Linked DNA regions of Homo sapiens: region 2 is linked to region 1. A link is an interaction called in ENCODE POLR2A ChIA-PET data of the cell type or tissue named here. Cell type or tissue: GM12878. All regions are shown on one strand. Each heading gives the region's core, and the rest is flanking DNA. Links, peaks and the distances in the headings are about the cores only. Region 1 has its middle 16 kb from the start of DIP2C. Region 2 overlaps LARP4B (La ribonucleoprotein 4B).

Region 1 (9,440 bases), core at 3,198-7,197:
AGGATCGCTTGAGGCCAGGAGGTCAAGAGCAGCCTAGGCAATAGAGTGAGACCCTATCTCTACAAAAAAAAATTTAAAACTTAGCCAGGTATGGTGACACATGCCTGTGGTCCCAGGTACTCAGAAGGCTGAAGCTGGAGGATTGCTTGAGCCCAGGAGGTCGAAGCTACAGGGAGCCATGATCGCACCACTGTGCTTCAGGCTGAGCAGTAGCAAAGAGACAACAGAACTTCTAAAAATAAATATAATAACCAAAATTTAAAGCTCAGTGGATACACTATAAGACAAGAAAAAAAGTCTTAAGATCAGCCAATGAAAATAGATCATGTAGAAATAATTGGCAATTATGCACAACTTTTGTTCTTGCAAAAGATATTTCGGGGTAAACAGATTAATGTCATGCAAAATAGACTGCAAGGCAGAAAGCGTTGGGTGGGATAAGGATGCCTCACGATAATGAAGATTTCAATTAGGAAGACACAGTTATCTAAATGTGGATGTACCTCATAAAAATAACGCCAAAATATATAATGCAAAAACTTGATAGCCCTATGAGGAGAAATAGACAAATTCACAATTACAGAGGTAAATTGTGGTACACTCCTCTCAGTGATTGATAGAAGTAACCAGATAAGACACAAAAGGATGAATAATATAAGTAACAAACTAGATTTGATAGCATCTATTGGACACCATAACCAATTGCAGAAAACACATATTTTCTAGTATACACAGAGCATTTGCAGACATGACTATAAGGCAAGATTTAAAACATTTCAAATGATTTACATAATATCCAAATATTCTCTGATCATAATGTAATCAAGGGAGAACTCAATAACAAAAACACAAATGGAAAGATATCTTTGGAAATTAGAAACACTATAATAAATAAATCATGCTATATAATTAATTATAATGAAAACTGAATTTTGAATTGAATAATGAAAATGCTACATATTAAAACTGTGACTGAAGCCAAAGCTTAAACTAGAAGAAAAAGCTTCATATTCATATATTAGAAAAGAAGAAATGCTGAAAAGAAGTTTAATATCCATCAAAGAAGTTTAAAAAAGCAAATGCAAAATTATCCAAAAAAGGAAAAAAATTAATAATAAAGATAGGATCAGTAATCAAAGGAAACGAAAACGAATATACAATAGGAAGGATTGAGATATATAAAAGTTTATTCTTCAATAACACGAATAAAATGGACAAAACCTTGTGATATTTACCAAAATAAAGAGAAGGTACAAATACCAATACTGGAATAAAACAGGGACTATCACTATAGCTGCCACACACAAACGTCATAGAAATAAGGCATTACTAACAACTTTAGGCCAATGAATTGGAAAAAAATAGATGAAATGGGGAAATGTTTAGGGAAGTATACCAAGACTGACTTAAGAGGAAATGGTTTTTTTTCCTTGTGATAGTTTGCTGAGAATGATAGTTTCCAGCTTCATCCATGTCCCTACAAAGGACATGAACTCATCGCTAAATGACGAGTTAATGGGTGCAGCACACAAACATGGCACATGTATACATATGTAACAAACCTGCACGTTGTGCACATGTACCCCAAAACTTAAAGTATAATAATAATTCAAAAAAAAAGAGGAAATGGAAGACTACAATAGACGAAAAACCTTCAAATCCTTACATCAGTAGTACATTTCTTTCCTTAAAACTCCAGGCCCTGCTGCCTCACAAGGTAGTTATTCCAAACACTCAAGGAAAAAACAACTCCATTCTTACACAAACTCTTCCAGACAACAGACAAAGAAGGAACATTTTGGAACTTATTTTAAGATATAACAAACCTTGATACCAAGGACAAATAAATAAGGAATATTTCAGGCCAATTTCACTTATGAACATGAATGTAAAAACTTTTAAATATAGTAATATAGTAAGCCCCAGAATAATATCATGAAATCAAAATAAAAATCAATTGAATAAAATACATGCCCCATTATTCTGAAGTTCATGAATAGTCAAGTCAAACTGGCACAGCTCACTCATTGCAGTTTTAGAGTGAGAGCTGCAGAATTCCAACCATGCCCTGGTTCCTGTTGTTGTTTTATATATGTGGATTTTTCCTTCTTTTCTTTTCTTTTTCTCTCTTCATTCCTTTCTAATTTTTTGGTCAATTTTTGGCTTAAGTATCAGTGGGGAAAATTCTTGTTCTTGCGGCTGACTTGGCTTTCAAAGACCCTGGCATAGATTTCAGAAATCTGATTATTTGGAGTTCATTTATCAGCCTGACTGTGGCTTTTACGTTGGGAGAATATTGGGATGCAGAGACCTATCCTTTACTTCATCACCTCTCAAGATATCTTTGACAAGTGCTGTGGTTTGAGTGTGTCCCCCAAGGTTCATGTGTTAGAAACTTAACCCCCCATGCAACAGTATGGGGAGGTGATGGGGTTACGAGGGCTCTGCCCTCATGAATGGATAAATGCCATTATTGCAGGAGTGGGTTAGTTATAACCCTTCTCTTGCTCTCTTGCATTCTCTGCCCTGAGATGACACAGTACAAAGGCCCTCACCAGACACCAGCACCTTGATGTAGGAATTCCCAGCCTCCAGAACTGTGAGCCAAATAAATTTCTGTTCATTATAAATGATCCAGTCTATGGTATTCTATTCTAACATGGAAAAGGAAATATCTTCACATAAAAACTACACAGAAGGATTCTGAGAAACTTCTTTGTGATGTGTGCATTCAACTCACAGAGTTGAATTCTATTCTAGCAGACTAAGACAGAAAACTAGTAGTGAGAAATCAGATCGTTGCTATAACAAATACCTGAAAATGTGGAAGTGGCTTTGGACTGGGAAATGGGTAGAGGCTGGAAGGATTTGGAGGTATGTGTTAGAAAAAGCCTGGATTGCTATGAATGGGGTGTGAAGGGCAATTCTGGTGAGGGCTCAGAAGAAAAGGAGTGGGGAAAGCCTGAAACTTCCCAGAGATTCCTTAAGTGGTTGTGACTAGAATGTTGGTGGAGATATGGACAGGACATTCTGATAAGGTGTCAGGCAGAAATGAGGAACAAGGTTTGGAAACTAGAGGAAAGGCCATCCTTGTTATAAAGATTCAAAGAACTTATCTGAATTATATCCATGCCTCAGGCTTTATGGGGAGGTGGACTATAAGAGCAGTGAACTAGGATATTTGGCAGAAGAAATGTCTATGCAAAATAATGAAGAATTTGTGTGGCTACTTTAAATCACATACAGTCAGATATGAGATAAATGACTTAAAGATGGAATTCATAATTAAAAGAGAAGCAAAATGGAAGGATTTTGAAGTTTTTCAGCCTGACCATGTAAAGAATAAAAAGGTGAGTTTGGGAGAGCAAACCAAGGGTGTGGCCAAGTGACTGTTCACTGAGGAGATGACTGGGGAGAGAAGGAATCATCAGGACAGGGAGAATGACCCTGAAGGCACCTCCAAGATCTTCAAGGCTGCCCCCATCACTGACCGGGAGCTCCAGGGAACCCACAACCAGTGCAGTGCTCAGTCACCGCAGCTGTGGCTGCAGCCATGGCTCTGGAAAGTACAAGCTATAAACCTTGGTGGCATCCATGTGGTGCCAATTTTTAGGCAAGAAGAATGCTAGAGCTGTGGGGCAGCCTCCACCTAGATTTCAAGAGATGTCATGGACAGCCTGCGGCCCCAGGCAGGGACTTGTCACAGGAGCAGAGCCACCGCAGAGAGCCTGTACTGGGGCAATGGCAAGCAGAAATTCAGGGGTGAACCGCTGCAGAGAGGCCTCACCTGGGCAATGCTGAGGAAAGGAAAAAACTAAGCCACCATTTTTTGTAGATAAAACAATTTTATCTGTAGTACATTAAAAAATATTTTACAGATAAACTATTGGAATTAGTAAGAACGTTTATGGGGGGTTACCAAAAACAATATCAGTATAAAAATTCAATTGTATTCTATATAAAAGCAACAAATAGAAAATGTCATTTAAAAATATACCATTTAAAAATCACCAATAGCATCACCAATAGCAATTATAATAGATAAAAAAGAATAGTGTGAAAAACTTTTATGAGAAAAATTATAAAACTTTACTGAAAGACTGAAAGACATTGCTGAAAACCTAAACAAATGCAGAGATGTGCCGTGTTGTGGAGAATCAAAATGCAGAGAGGTGGTTAATCTTTCAGTTGATTTCTAGATTCAGTTCAATCCCACTCAGATCCCAGGAGGTATTTGGGGTGAGGGAGGTACACATGACAAGGTAATTCAAAATATGCAAAAATTCCAGGCACAGGAAGAGCCAAGGCATTGGAGAAGGAGAAGAAGGGAGGTGGGGAAGGAAGGCACAAGAGATCTTCTGCTATCAGTTTTGTGGATGTTATTGGCTGCATTAATACCATGTAGTATTGGTTCAGGAATGAAAAGATAGATACGTGGAACAGAATAGAGAGCTCATAAATGCTTGGCAACTTCTGGCATAGAAAGCAATTCAGAGTTCTGGGGGAAAAGTGCATTTATGTTCACCAGCGTATCATATATATGATAGTATGTAACCACATATATTATACTACTTATGAAATTATAGTATATTTGTCCTATAATAGCCAAATCTGGAAACAGCCCAAATGTCCATCAACAGTAGAATGATAGAATGAATCAATACACTCTAATATATTCATTCAAAAAATATTTAGTTAGAGGAAAAAAAGGTAGGCTACGTGAAACAGCATGGATGAATCTACCAACCTAAAGGAGAGTGGAAAAAAATATATCAACATTATACAAAGTTCAAAAGTAAGCAAAATTAAACCATATTTTACAGGGATGCATGCAATGGTGGTAAAGAAAAGTATCACTGTGCAAGTCAGGAGAATGGTCTGTCTTGGTAGGAATGAGGGAATTGCAGTCAGGAAGTGATGCATGAAGGACTTTTAGGATGACAATCATGTTCAATGTCTTGACTTGGCTCATGGTTAGTTGGATTTTCAATCATTTAAGTGCTACCTGTAACATTTATTCACATTTCTATATATTTTGCAAAAGAAATGAAAATCAATTTTAGAACCTGGTTGAGAATTAGTTGGATTTCTACTTATTTGTTAAATATCAAAGTATTTATGCACATCTCTGCATATGTTATTTTTCCCCATAAAAATTGTGTACCTGCATAATTAGACTTCCAATGAAGCAATTTCCAGACTGATTCCATTTCCTACGGGCAAGTACACTGTGCTTTTCTGATGTTTCCTTTGGTGTTCACTTCACATTTCTTTTTTCTTTTTCTTTTCTTTTTTTTTTTTTTTTTTTGAGACAGAGTCTCACTCTGTCGCCTGGGCTGGAGTGCAGTGGTGCGATCTCCGCTCACTGCAAGCTCTGCCTCCCAGGTTCACACCATTCTCCTGCCTCAGCCCCCCAAGTAGCTGGAACTACAGGCACCCACCACCATGCCTGGCTAATTTTTTGTATTTTTAGTAGAGGCGGGGTTTCACCGTGTTAGCCAGGATGGTCTTGATCTCCTGACCTCGTGATCCACCTGCCTTGGCTTCCCAAAGTGCTGGGATTACAGGCGTGAGCCACCGCACCTGGCTTCACTTCGTATTTCTAAATAGTAAGCTCATAGTGCTAGGTCTTTATTTTTAAATTTTAGATACTACTTATTGACAGTCTACATCCCCCAGATGAGGACTTGGCTGTCTTTTTTTTTTTTTTTTGAAACGGGGTCTCACTATGTTGCCCAGGCTGGTATTGAACTCCTGAGCTCAAGTGATCCATCCACCTCAGCCTTCCAAAGTGCTGGGATTACAGGTATGAGCCACCTCGCCTGGCCCAGTCGGACTTGGCTTTCTAATTTTCCTCTTGCTCTCTATGCTCACACACAAACATTTCCTATCCTGTTCCTCCCTAAATATTTTGGTTTTTGTTTATGTCAATTCTCAGAATTTACATTATTATGACTATGTAAATATCATTTATCCCCAAAATAATTCAACCTCCATCTCCTCTCAATATGCCAATTCTATCAGTTTCATTATTTTTGTTGGAGACATCCCTCCAGAAATACTTATCCTTTTCCTCCAATCTGGACTTGTGTTTACATTATATGCACATGAAAATATTTTTCACAGACTTCTACTGCCAGCCATGACACAGACTTGTCCACTGGAAACAACTACAGCATGGGCAGCACAGGAGACGAGGCATTTTAGGCTTTGAAAAGTGTGTGTTGGGAGTGTCATCTGGTTGGGCATCTCGACCATGAGCTCGCCCACTTTATTTATTTTTTTTAAAGGCAAGACTGGATGCAGTGGCTCATGCCTGTAATCCCAGAACTTTGAGAGGCTGAGTTGGGTGGATCACAAGGTCAGGAGTTTGAGACCAGCCTGACCAACATGGTGAAACTCTGTCTCTACTGAAAATATAAAAACTAGCCTAGCGTGGTGGCACATGCCTGTAGTCTCAGCCACCCAGGAGGCTGAGGCAGGAGAATCGCTTGAACCTGGGAGGTGGAGGTTGCAGTGAGCCAACATTGCACCACTGCACTCCAGCCTGGGGGACAGAGCAACACTCTGTCTCAAATAAAAGCAAACAAACAAACAACAACAACAAAAAAAAAAAAAACAAGAAAAATGGGCATCACAGGGGAAGAGAAACTTACGAGATGAGCCCTTGTTGCCTGCCACTGCTCTGGCTTTCTGCCTGGGTGCTCTCCTGCTGCAGGGGAGGGAGGTAGAGTCAAGCAGGATGGTGATCTCCTGGAGCTGAGAAGGAAGAGACTGAAGTTCAAGTTTTTGAAGCGGTTGGATTTGTTTGGTGGGGTTTCTGAGAAGGGGAAACACACAGATAGAAGCCCCCAGAAACATGCATGGGGCTTCAGCATGGTCCCTCAGCTCGAGTCTGGGCTGACAGGTGAAGGGCAGGACTCTGTGGGGCTTAGCAGGTATTGCCTACTGCAGGCCATGAGCTAGTGGTGACAAAGGAAGCAGGCAGTTTTGGGAGACACTGGAGTACCAGCCTCAGCAGTGGAGAAACCTCACTGAGAACTTTGGAATGGAGTTGAGTTCCCAGAAAGGCCAAACTTTAAGTGTAAGTCCCACACTCTAGAGTAAGGATCATATCATAAAAATACTTTCTAAACCAAAACAGACCCACTCTAGCAAAGAATAGACCTAAGGCTGAGAAGACCAAAAGTAAGTACCACTAATTCCACTGTCTGCCAGAACAAACACAACACCCTGTAAAGAAAGAAGACATGAGCTTCTCTGTCTACAACATATTGTACACAATGTGCAGCATACAACAAAAAATTACTAGATATGGCTAACAGTATGGAGGTTCCTCAAAAAAACTAAAAATACAACTATCGTATGATCCAGCAATCCCACTGCTAGATATATACCCCAAAGAGAGGAAATCAGTACATAGAAGAGATATCTGCACTCCCACTTTATAACTGCACTATTCAAAATAGCTAAGACTTGGAAGTAGCCTATGTCCATCAACAGATGAATGGATAAAGAGAATGTGGTACGTGTATACAATGAGTACTATCCATCCACAAAAAGAATGAGATCCTATCATTTGCAACAACATGGAAGGAACTGGAGGATATCATGCTAAGTGAAATAAGCCAGGCACAGAAAGACAGACTTTGCATGTTCTTACTCATTTATGGGAGCTAAAAATTAATCAAACTCATGAAGATGGAGAGTAGAATAGTGGTTATCAGAGGCTGAGAAGAATAGTGACGAGTGCAGGAGAAAGTGGAGATGGTTAATGGGTACAAAATACAGTTCGAATGAATAAAATATAGTAATTGATAGTAGACTGACTGCAGTCAACAATAATTTAGCACGTTTAAAATAACTTAGAAATGGGTATGGTGGCTCATGCCTGTAATCCTAGCACTTTGGGAGGCTGAGGCAGGTGGATCTCCTGAGGTCAGAAGTTCAAGACCAGCCTGGCCAACATGGTGAAACCCCATCTCTACTAAAAATACAAAAATTAGCCCAGGCGTGATGGTGGGCGCCTGTAATCCCAGCTACTGGGAGGCTGAGACAGGAGGATCGCTTGAACCCGGGAGGTGGAGGTTGCAGTGAGCCAAGACCGCACCATAGCACTCCAGCCTGAGTGACAAGAGCAAAACTCCATCTCAAAAAACAAAAAAACAACAAACTTACAAAGTATAGTTGGAATGTTCATAACACAAAGAAATAAAAAATGTTTTAGGCAATGGACACCCCATTTACCTCAATGTGATTATTTCACATTGCATGCCTGTATCAAAATATTTCATGTACCCCATAAATGTATACACATACTATGTACCCATAAAAATAAAGAATTAAAAAATTTGAAAAATTAGATGTGCAAATAAATGAGGAAATATAAGCCATCGTCAAGAGAATATGCAGTTGAAGGAAACTGGTCCCTAGATAACCTAGATGTTGGAATTAGCAAGCAGCCCTCTCCAGAAACTATGACAAATTCACATCTTTGTCACGGCTACTGGAGTGAGTGAGCAAATGGGGAATCTCAGTAGAGAATTCTAAACTACAAAAAGAGGGGAAATTAGAAAACTGAAAAGCACAATATATAAAATAAAAAATTAACAGGACAAGTTTAACAGAGGGTTGCAAATGTTAGAAGAAAGGGTCAATGAACTATTTAATCTGCAGAACAGAAAAATTATTAAAATAGAACATGAACAGAGTCTCATAATCTTTAGGACAATATCTATCTCTCCAACACAAGTGTGAGAGAAGTTTGGAAGGAAAAGAAAGAAAGGAGTAGAGAAAATATGTTGGAAGAAGAGCTGAGAATTATGTGAAGCTTTGAAAGACAAGAACCCACAGATCACAGAAGCCCAGCAAACCCTACGCAGGATAAATATGAAGAAAACAGCACCGAGGCACATGAGGGTGAAACTGTTGAAACCAAAGGGAAAGAGAAGGTCTTGAAAGCAGCCAGAGAGAGATGACAATTCTATCCAAGTGGATGATAACACGAATTAGGGTTGATTTTTTCAAAAACAACGGAGGCCAGAATACAATGGGATAAGATTTTAAAGAGCAGAAAGAAGCAGCTGTCAACCCAGAATTCTAAATCCTGTGAAAATATCATTTAAAATTGAAGATGCAGTAAAGATATTTCGCTCCAAGCATAATTGTATTACAAGAATTCTAAAGGAAGTTCTTCATGACCCTAGATAGAAATTCAGATCTATAGGAATGGATGAACAGCCTCTAGAATGGTAAATAGAAAAGACTTCATACTTTACATTTTTTCTTCTAATTTTTCAAAAGTCATATTACTGGTAACCCAAATAGTATCTCACTGCTTTGTGAGGTTTATAATGTACGAATATATAATATATATGACAACAATACAGAAAGCAGTGCAAGGACATGTAAGAAAAAGGGAGTTAAAATGAGATACTAAA
Region 2 (9,440 bases), core at 3,206-7,205, 120 kb before region 1:
ACAACTCAGGCTGGAAAAGTCAAACATGCCAAGGAGACACGTGTACAGAATGCCAGAACACTGACAGGTCTTATCAGGGATTGTGTTGTCATCTAGGTTGAGCTTTTCAGGTTAAGTATGAGTTTTTCAGAAGGAATCAAAGAGAAGTTTCATGAACAGAAGATGGTCGTAGATTCATGGGTGTCTGAGCTGAAGCGTACACCGGGTGGCAGGGAGTTGGGGAACGAGCTGGCAGTTTCCAGGCCTAACTGCGCAGGTGCTTAGCTGTCCTGAGGCATGTGGGCTTTGGCCTAGTGCTTGTGGGAAGGTGTCTGAGGTTTCTAAGCGGAGAAATGAAACCATACTCCATTTAGAAAATAGCTCCTAAGGCCGTGTGAAGGGCAGGTGGGGACAGGGAGAGATTTTCAGAGGACCCCAATTCCCCCTGAGTCTGGAACCACCGCAGTGTAAGAACCTTTGGTAAAGTTACTTCTGTCTCTTTTGAGTAAGTCCTGATGGTAAGAAAAGTTTCTGGCTTTTTGAAGTAGCACATTCTATAAAAGTGTACCCATAGCTGAATACTTCGTTTTCCCAAAAGCATATCATGAGAGAACCTCAGAGAGACTTGAGTCCGTAGGCTCTGGGTGTTGAAGAATCATCGCTGCACGTGGCTTGCCATGCTAGTCCTTTCAGTTCTTCCTGCAGCAGTTGCTTCTTCCGTTTCTTTAATCATGGTTGACCCTCTCGGGGATCCTTGGGGTTCTGGGTCAGCTTATGGCCTTGACTTATGTTGTATGTTCAGGTTGCGGTGTGTGCCAGACAGCTGGTCCTGCTCTGAGTCTGTGATACTGGGGCTCTCCATCGCAGCCTTTTACTTGTGCTAAAACATGTGCGTCCTTTGTTCTGCAGCTGAAGAGATTGTGCCTATTAATCCCCAACAAGTAATAATAGGAACGCATTAATAATCAACTTTATTTTTTATATATGACCAATTTTATTTTTTATCTTGAGCAAAATTACTGGAATATCAGGGCTCTGTCTGTAAAATGACTTGCTGGAAATGATTAGTCCTCATTGCTCTGCCCATGATTTACAGCCTCAGATCCAGGTCTGCATTCATGGCTCTTCAAGTGTGATGTATTTTCTTTTTCTTTGAGACAGAGTCTCTCTCTGTCGCCCAGGCTGGAGTGCAGTGGCCGGATCTTGGCTCACTGCAAGCTCCGCCTCCCGGGTTCACGCCATTCTCCTGCCTCAGCCTCTTGAGTAGCTGGGACTACAGGCGCCCGCCACTACGCCCGGATAATTTTTTTGTATTTTTAGTAGAGACGGGGTTTCACCATGTTAGCCAGGATGGTCTTGATCTCCTGACCTTTTGATCCGCCCCCCCTTGGCCTCCCAAAGTGCTGGGGTTATAGGCATGAGCCACTGCGCCCGGCCATGTGTGATGTATTTTAAAAAGTCCGATTCTTACAGAGTGAAGAGTTTCTCAAGTAGCAAATTGAAGATTCTAACTTCCCTTTTGTATGATTTTATTTTAGTCCTAAGCTATAATATTCTTTTTCTGTTATATCTTCCAGTTAGCTCTAATTAAGGAGAATTACTTGCTTTTTTCCTTTCCTTTCTCTCTTCCTCCAAACAAGGAGGGCTCTATGCGTATCTCTGTCACTTTAGTGACATTGAGGGTGTGGACTGGAAGGCCCTCAGGAACTAAGTGCCCTGTGTCAGGAGCATAAGGAGCGAGATATCAGTGATGCAGAACGTATTGGAAACCATGGGTCCAGAAGCCAGAGAATTAGAATGAATGGTCTTGAGTTTTGTTTGTTTGTTTGTTTTTAAAGGAACTGTTTTAACAATAAGTTTTATCTTATTTTTGTATGTGTCTAGATTTTAAAAATAGTTGGCCGATACTTAAAATTCTATGCTCAATATTTTTAACTACTTAAGATCTTTTAGGGGTTCTGTGACCCTTTCTAATTTCTTCTGAATCTTATGTTAGTATATTTGCATGCCATACTTACCTTGTGACTTGGGGAATAATGATGATCTGAAAATACCCTGATCTGCAGAGCAGGACTTGTGTCGGGGTAAAGGTAAAGGCCCTGTCAGGCTGTGGTTGGATGAAGCCGAGTGAGCAGCAGTGGGTGTGCAGGTGCTCCTAAGATTGAGAATGTTGATGAGTTGTATTAAAGCCATCAGGAATCAAGAACTGTTGACTTCCTGCCAGTGATGGAGGTCGTATCAGACTGACATGCTAAAGGTTACAACACTTGTTGGAGCCCATGCGCTCTTGACCACGTCTTTCCTCTCAGTGCCTGCTTCCGCATGTGTCAGTTCTCCTCGCTGGATTGTTGTAAGGATTGGCTGAAAGGATGCACAAAAGCTCCAGCCTACTTCTAAACAGCACCCATTGGTGATAAAATTGTAAAATACATGTCTCAGCATGGGTCATGACTCTGACAACATCAAGAAATGCCCTCAGTTTCCACAGATTTGTTGGTATTAATGAAATTGAAGTCTGTTTTATGGTTTATTTACTTGTCTGTTTTCAAATGAATCTAGGTAACTCCATTTCCAAATACTGGATTTATAAATGGGTTTACGTCTCCAGCGTTCAAGCCTGCGGCGTCTCCTCTGACTTCTCTCAGACAGTATCCTCCTCGAAGCAGGCAAGTTCCGGGGCGGTCTTAGCAGTTTTGGTCTTTACGCTACTGCCCTTCCGGAGTTGGGATGAGAGAGCTTTGATCACTAGTCCTGCTCCTCGCAGACAGAGCCACCTGAAGCACACAGCTGCATTCTGTAAAGACTAAGCACTACAATCTGGCATGGGTGCCCGCCTCAGATTCTCTGAGAGGAGGCTTTGGGGCAACTTGTACACATCAGGTGTGCCTGATTTTAATTTGGGCCTGGACTGAAAAACAGCTAAGCAGAATTGTGGCACATTGTTAATAGATTTGCATTATCCTATATGTTAGGAGTTAACCATTCCAAATCCTATTTTTATACTTTATTAAACAGAGAGCAGATTTCAGCTTAGCTATTCCATGTCAGTATGCATGTTATGTAATGCCTTGATCATTTTATAACTCAACACATAAAACCATTTTTATTTACAGGAATCCTAGTAAATCTCATCTGCGGCATGCGATTCCTAGTGCAGAGAGGGGACCTGGGTTATTAGAAAGTCCTTCAATATTTAACTTCACTGCAGATCGATTAATTAATGGTGTCCGGAGTCCACAAACAAGGCAAGCAGGTCAAACTAGAACACGGATTCAAAACCCTTCAGCATATGCCAAGAGAGAGGCTGGGCCTGGGCGTGTGGAGCCAGGCAGTCTCGAATCCTCTCCTGGTTTAGGGAGGGGAAGGTGAGTTGTTGAGCAGTTACTGTGTAACATCATAAACTAATATTTTAAAAATTATTTAATTTAGATATGTTTTGTAATTGTCTTTAAATATGTCACAGAAAATCTAACTGAAGGCTATAAACATAAGGGTTTTATATAATTGCTAAGACTTAAATGGCTTCATCTTTTTTGGAATATGAAATGGTTCAGTGAGAACTGTAGTTGTTTTAGATCATTATTTGTAGAAACACTGGAGCTCAATAGCCATAGACTCCATCCCATGTGCCTGCAGTCTCCTCTTGGCAGCACCCCTGGCTCACCAGGCCCCTCTGCAAGGGCGGTGTCCAGGCTCTGCCCCATGGCTGCTGGCCTGGCGCCCTCCAGCTGGGTGTGCACCAGGCACTGCAGGTGGAGCCTGGAGCGGGTAACCAGGCAGATCAGCATTGCAGTCTCATCTCATTGGAGGGTTGAGACTAGCCAGGACGGGTCTTAGCTGTGCTTCCTGCCCACCATTTTTGGTTTTGTTTAACATTTTTTTGGCATCAATCCTGTAGTAGGTTTTTGTTTGTTTGTTTGTTTGTTTGTTTGTTTTTAAGACAGGGTCTCACTCCGTTGCCCAGGCTGGGGTACGTTGGCATGATCATGGCTCACTACAGCCTTGAACTTCTGGGTTCAAGCAATCCTATTGCCTCAGCATGCTGAGAAGCTAGGACTTCAAATGCACACCACCATGCCTGGCTAGTTTTTAAATATTTTGTAGAGACAGGATCTCGCTGTGTTGCCCAGGCTGGTCTTGAACTCCTGGCCTAGAGCCATCCTCCTGCCTCAGCCTTCCATAGTGGTGGGATTACAGGCATGAGCCACCGCACCTGCCCATTGTTGATAAGGCCAGTTGATCTTCTCAGTCCTTGCCTTGGTAAGGACCGTCAGGATTTTCCTCTCATAAGTGACAAACAAGTGACTCAAATACCTGAGCTTTTTCAGGGTGTTCTATATACAATGTGTACAGCACCATCCCTGACGTGCAAGCTCCTCTTCCTGCCTGCCACAGTGCACACCCTCTGTGCAGTGAGAATTCAACATGAAGAGGCATCAGAAGCATCTCATTCCTGCCCATAATGATTCAATGAGCACATAGGAGTTCCTGCAGGGATTGTGCAGTGGCATTGGAAGGCACCATGGTCTGGGAGAGCTGGCACTGGCCTGTGTCTCACAGGAAACATGGCATCAGGTTGGCTCAACAGGCCTTGGAGATGCAAAGCCAAAAGGGGCCCACCGTGTCATGGAGAGTCAGTGACTTCAGGGAGCAGTTGCTAGCCCTGGGTCTCAGTTTGGGGTTCTTAAGACCCAGACGCTTGGAGGGAGGAGGGTTGCAGAGCTGGGGCTCAGACTTGGGACAGAGCCCTACTCATCAAGGCCATGTGGCTCCCTCTGAGGGGCATCAATTGTGGGCACGGTGTGGAAGGAGGCAGACTAGATGGACAAGGCCCCCCGGCCTCAGCCTCCTGTGCTCTTCAGTGTGCCTTGTTCATACGAGCGTCACAAGGAGTTTCCTGGCAAATGAAAGTGGGGCTTGTTGAATTCCAGCTACCTCACAAAATGTATACAGGTGGCTTTGAAGCTGAGAGTCCAAAGCTTGCTGACGAATGTGGTCTACCCAGGATACCCTTCAACAATACTTGAACTTCCAAATGCAACTGTAACAAGTTTATGCTTTTGCCTGACAGATGCAGATCTTGCACCAATGGAGACCCTCTCTCTCCCCACCAAGGGAGGACAACTGTCCTCCCACCTGAGACCTGAGCACTGCGGCAGGGAGTGGTTTAGGAAGCGCACACCAGCATGGGCACGGTGGGCAGGGAGTGGTTTAGGAAGCACGCACCAGTGGTTTAGGGAGTGGTTTAGGAAGTGGTGGGCAGGGAAAGCGCATGCAACTCCTGCAGCCTGTTTCTGCGATGGGTTCTGAAGCCAGAGCTGACCTTCGTAACCTCCTCCTTCCCTCTGTCTTGAGAAAGAGCTTGTGCTGTTTTGCAGGGAGGTGTGCCAGGCCTTGCTTGCCCTGAGAACCTGATCCACAGCAGCCATGCCTCCACCTCCCCTTTTTGGGAGGGTTTGTTTTGTTTCCATTAACTTTCTCTATTGGACCAAAGTGCTAAGATGTCCTGGAGAACCCCTTACCAGAGTCCAGACACATGTCCCTACCCTTGCATGGCGGCCATGGCAGGGCACGGCCCAGCTGGGTTGAATGGCATGAGGAGCCCCAGGCGCCAGGTGGCTGCCTTGGTGGAGCTACTGTTAGGATCAGCTGGGGGAAGCACACCTCTTCAGGGTCTCAGGCCTTCACACCACTGCATTCAGAGTCGCGGGTGTCACAGTGATGTTTCCTCTATGGTGCTGGGACCACCCTGGGTCCCTTGCTACCCCTTGTGAGCTGTAACCCACCATGGCCCTGTCACTGAGCCTTGGCTCAGCCAACCTGCTCTCTGCATGATGGGCACTGACAGCTGACAGTGTTCTACGGCTGCAGGTGGGCTTCTGGGTCTGACACGGGTTACGTGGAGCCCAGTGAGGGTGTGGGGGAGTGTTGGCTGGGCCCACTGATGGTGACTGGGATAGGACCCCATGGCAGGCAGGTCTGTGTCCTGGACACCGCTGTGTTCCAAGGGATGGGTGCCCCTGCGTCCCAGCCGGTAGTGACGAGCAGGCTGCCCTTGGCGGAGGGATGCCCTGTGCCGAGCCCTGCGGGATGTCCTCTGCCCATGTGGCTGCTGTCCCTCTGTCCAGCGCTCAGGGCAATGCCTCTGGGCAAGCAGGTGCTGACACCATCCGTCTCACACCCCTCCCAGGTCCCCAGGGCCAGTTGAGTCCTGTCCCACTGAAGACTCTCATCTGGTTGCATCCCTAGCTCTGCTCATGGGTCATTGTAGCCCCACCTTTCCACTACTTCTGAATCCTGGCGCAGCGGAGTAGGAGTTCAGCTCCCTGGGTTTTGGGAGCACCCCCTATTAGGGAGTGGTGCTGAGCCAGGTGTGTACTGGGGTGGCTGTCCATAATGCAGGCCCAGGACCCTCTCTCCCTGTGAGGCCACAGGCATGGATCCAGGACAAGGAGCACCAAGCCCCCTGTTCCTACAGGAGGTTGGGTTGTCAGGACTCATGCCCCACCTGTGGCTCAGTACTCATCCATGTCCCATAGTCTGGCCTGCAGTCTCCGCAAGGCACCAGTAGAAAGCCAGGAGCTATTTCCAGAAAGTTTTCTGTAGGAGATAATAGGGATTTGCTCCAGAATCCTAAAGGTTTGTGCCGTCCTTGCCCTAGAGGGTTTGGCCCAAGGTTCCACAGAGTTTTCCACTGTTAGGCCATCTTAGGCAAGACTAGTTTTTGGTTTTCTGTAAATGAAGGAATTAGTCAAGACTATTTCTTAACTCCTTTCCAGGTTATGTAATACAAGGCCCTTGGGGGAGTCTTTGCATTCCATTAAATTATCCATTGAGATGAATGTGTGTCATGTGACTTGTTAGACCACATAACCTGTCCAGGGAAATGGGAATGTCTTGGCCATCCTAGAGTCCTAGGTCTCCACGTGAAGTCACCACTTAATCAGTGTCTGTCCTGTGGTTATCAACTGCGTGTGTGGCGTGGCCTTGCTGCCTGCATGGGGAGGTCCAGAATGTGGTTCCTGAGGCTGGGAGGCGAGGGCAGGAAGTCTTTGGGGCACAGAGGTCCTTGTGTGGTTTTCGTGGGAAGGGGTCAGCCATTGAGGCAGTAGTGGAGGAAGCTGAGAGGGCAGAGGAAGGGATGGGACGCGGTATTTGGGGTCTTTTAAATCTGATGTAAAGCAAATCTGCGCCGGGAAAATTCTCACCACCATTTTAAACAACTCATTGATGGAGCTCAGTCTCAGATTTTATGTGTCTTGTCATTTCCACCCAGTGGATGTTCAGTACTCATGTCTTAACAGACATCCCAAGGAGGCACCAGGGAGTTGGTTTCAGTCAGTGTTTTCTTCTGTTCTTTATCACTTGCCTGGACTTCCACGTTAGTCCCTTGCTGTCAACTTTGTGTTGTTCTGCTTACGCTTCCTGAAGTTGGGATTTTAGAATTGAAAGTCATCTTTGAAAGGTTTCAAAGTGATAAAGACTGAATTGATGTGTACTTTGATTATGTGAGTGCAAACGTGCTCAATAATAAATTCTCCAAGTGGGAAAAAAATAACAGTCTTTCACTTTCCACTCCTCTAGGAAGAATTCCTTTGGCTACCGGAAGAAAAGGGAGGAGAAGTTTACAGTGAGTACATAAAGCATATACCTCTTCACAAGACATTTAAATCTAATTTATACCAAACCTGAGATTTAATTAAATGGATTAAGGTTAAGGCACAAGAATGAGCATTTCAAAAGACTTGTAACGTGAAATCCACTAAGTAATAACTGACACCCTGGCTGGCCTAGGAGGAAGCAACTGTAGAGGTTTTGGAAATAGCGATGTGCTGCACAGGACTCCACAGTGCACAGGCGTGTTGTGCTGTGGCACAGGCATGGCCAGGAACTTGCTGTCGCATGCACTGCAGCCTACACACGGGTGTGCACGTGAGCTCTTCTGTGTGGCAGCTGTACCGGAGAGTCTGAAATGACTGGAGCCATTCATTTCAATGAGCAGAGTAAGCATCTTCCACGGAGCAATTTGTTTGTCGGTGTTTTTCCTTCAAAACTTTCGAATACTCTCCCACTGTGTAGAAAGCATTATCTCCTTCTGCTATAACTTACTGGCAGGACAGACCCAAACATAAGTGATAGGTTTTTGTGGCGGTAAGTACATGAGACATGGTGATTTTTGCTTGGGTTGATTAATCAGAGTTTCTCCTGTGGAAAATGTTTGTGCTGGTCTTTAGTGGAGGATGGCATGGACTTCTCCACAGCCAGTGGTGGGATGGCACGGTGGCAGTTAGCAGTACCCACAAAGATGGGAGGGATGGCACGGTGGCAGTTAGCAGTACCCATGAACCAGTGGTGGGACGGTACGGTGGCAGTGTTAGCAGTACCCACGAAGATGGGAGGGATGGCACGGTGGCAGTTAGCAGTACCCACGAACCAGTAGTGGGACAGCAAGGTGGCAGTTAGCAGTACCCACGAAGATGGGAGGGATGCCTCCATGGGCTTGCAGATGTGGAATTCCATACAAGGAATGCTGGAGGAGACCTGGACAAATCCTGGTCCAGCCCCTCAAGCCATCACACAGGTGCTTTCTCATCACAAAAGATACAATCTCTGTTTAGAACTCAGAAATTGTGCCTTTCATGAGGTCGGCTTAGTCTAGTTTTTGTTTAACTAGTTGGTAAGGCAGTTTTTACCAGTTAATTGCAATTGGAATTAGTGAATTCCTGTGACCATTTGGACTAACAAGTCAAGCATCTAAACACAGGGCACTGTTGTGCCTGCCGTGATGTTTTCCCACAGCCATTTCTCTTCCGTTCTGTTTTGCCTTGCATTCCTGATGCATGTGTTCATGACTGTGACCTGCTTTGAAGCTTCGGCTTGTGGCCCAGTGTTGTATTGATTACAGAGCATACGCCCATCGTCTTATGTACGTGCTCTCAGGACCTCAGAAAGGTCCAGACGCTTTTTCTGTAAAAGTGTGTGAGCCTCGGGCCTAACCACGCCCATGGGACCTGAGCAGTACTCAGACCTCACCCAGAGGTGCTCAGATCCTAGAGGATTTTAACACTGCCTTCCAAGTCAAGTCCCATCTGTGGGTGATGTCATTTTGTAACTCCCACATCTGGGCAGTTGTTGCCTGCCTCTTTTGCTTCTACAAGTTGAGATTTAAATACATTTTTGGGGAAGGCTGTCTCTCTAATAATGCTTATCTTCTGAAAAGCTGTGTTCACCTCAGAAACGTGCAGATGTTTAAAACCGCTTTGCCATCATAGTGGCCATGTGTAACTTAGAGCTTTGCAGGATCATTTTGAGCATCATATTCACAATACTAGGTTACAGAGAGCATACAACAGCCAGCTGCTCAGTAGGTAACAAGCTTACTGCCAAGGACACCTAACTGGGAAAAGCTAAGCTAAAATTAGGCACCTGTCGCGTGGAGCAGAGAAGCAAGCGGAATGCCC

Evidence for each region. ChIA-PET counts read pairs that join two places held together with the same protein. Peaks named below come from ENCODE experiments on the same cell type or tissue, not always from the same donor. Only the 100,000 strongest peaks of a DNase experiment are listed, where the experiment ranks them.
Region 2: POLR2A ChIA-PET joins it to region 1 with 8 read pairs; 2 of 35 experiments call an interaction of 5 or more read pairs at or near these places.

Annotation. Positions count from the first base shown.
Region 1 is chr10:701,177-710,616 of GRCh38, reverse strand. No RefSeq gene overlaps it. Among named protein-coding and RNA genes, the nearest start is that of DIP2C, 16 kb to the right of the region's middle. In GM12878, for the core only: no CTCF peak of the experiment used is centred there; no DNase peak of the experiment used is centred there; H3K27me3 peaks cover 185 bases.
Region 2 is chr10:818,969-828,408 of GRCh38, reverse strand. LARP4B (La ribonucleoprotein 4B) reads left to right here. Exons shown (of 18, transcript NM_015155.3): 12 at 2,539-2,645; 13 at 3,093-3,344; 14 at 7,564-7,609. Among named protein-coding and RNA genes, the nearest start is that of LARP4B, 110 kb to the left of the region's middle. In GM12878, for the core only: no CTCF peak of the experiment used is centred there; a DNase peak (open chromatin) is centred at 5,218; H3K27ac peaks cover 541 bases.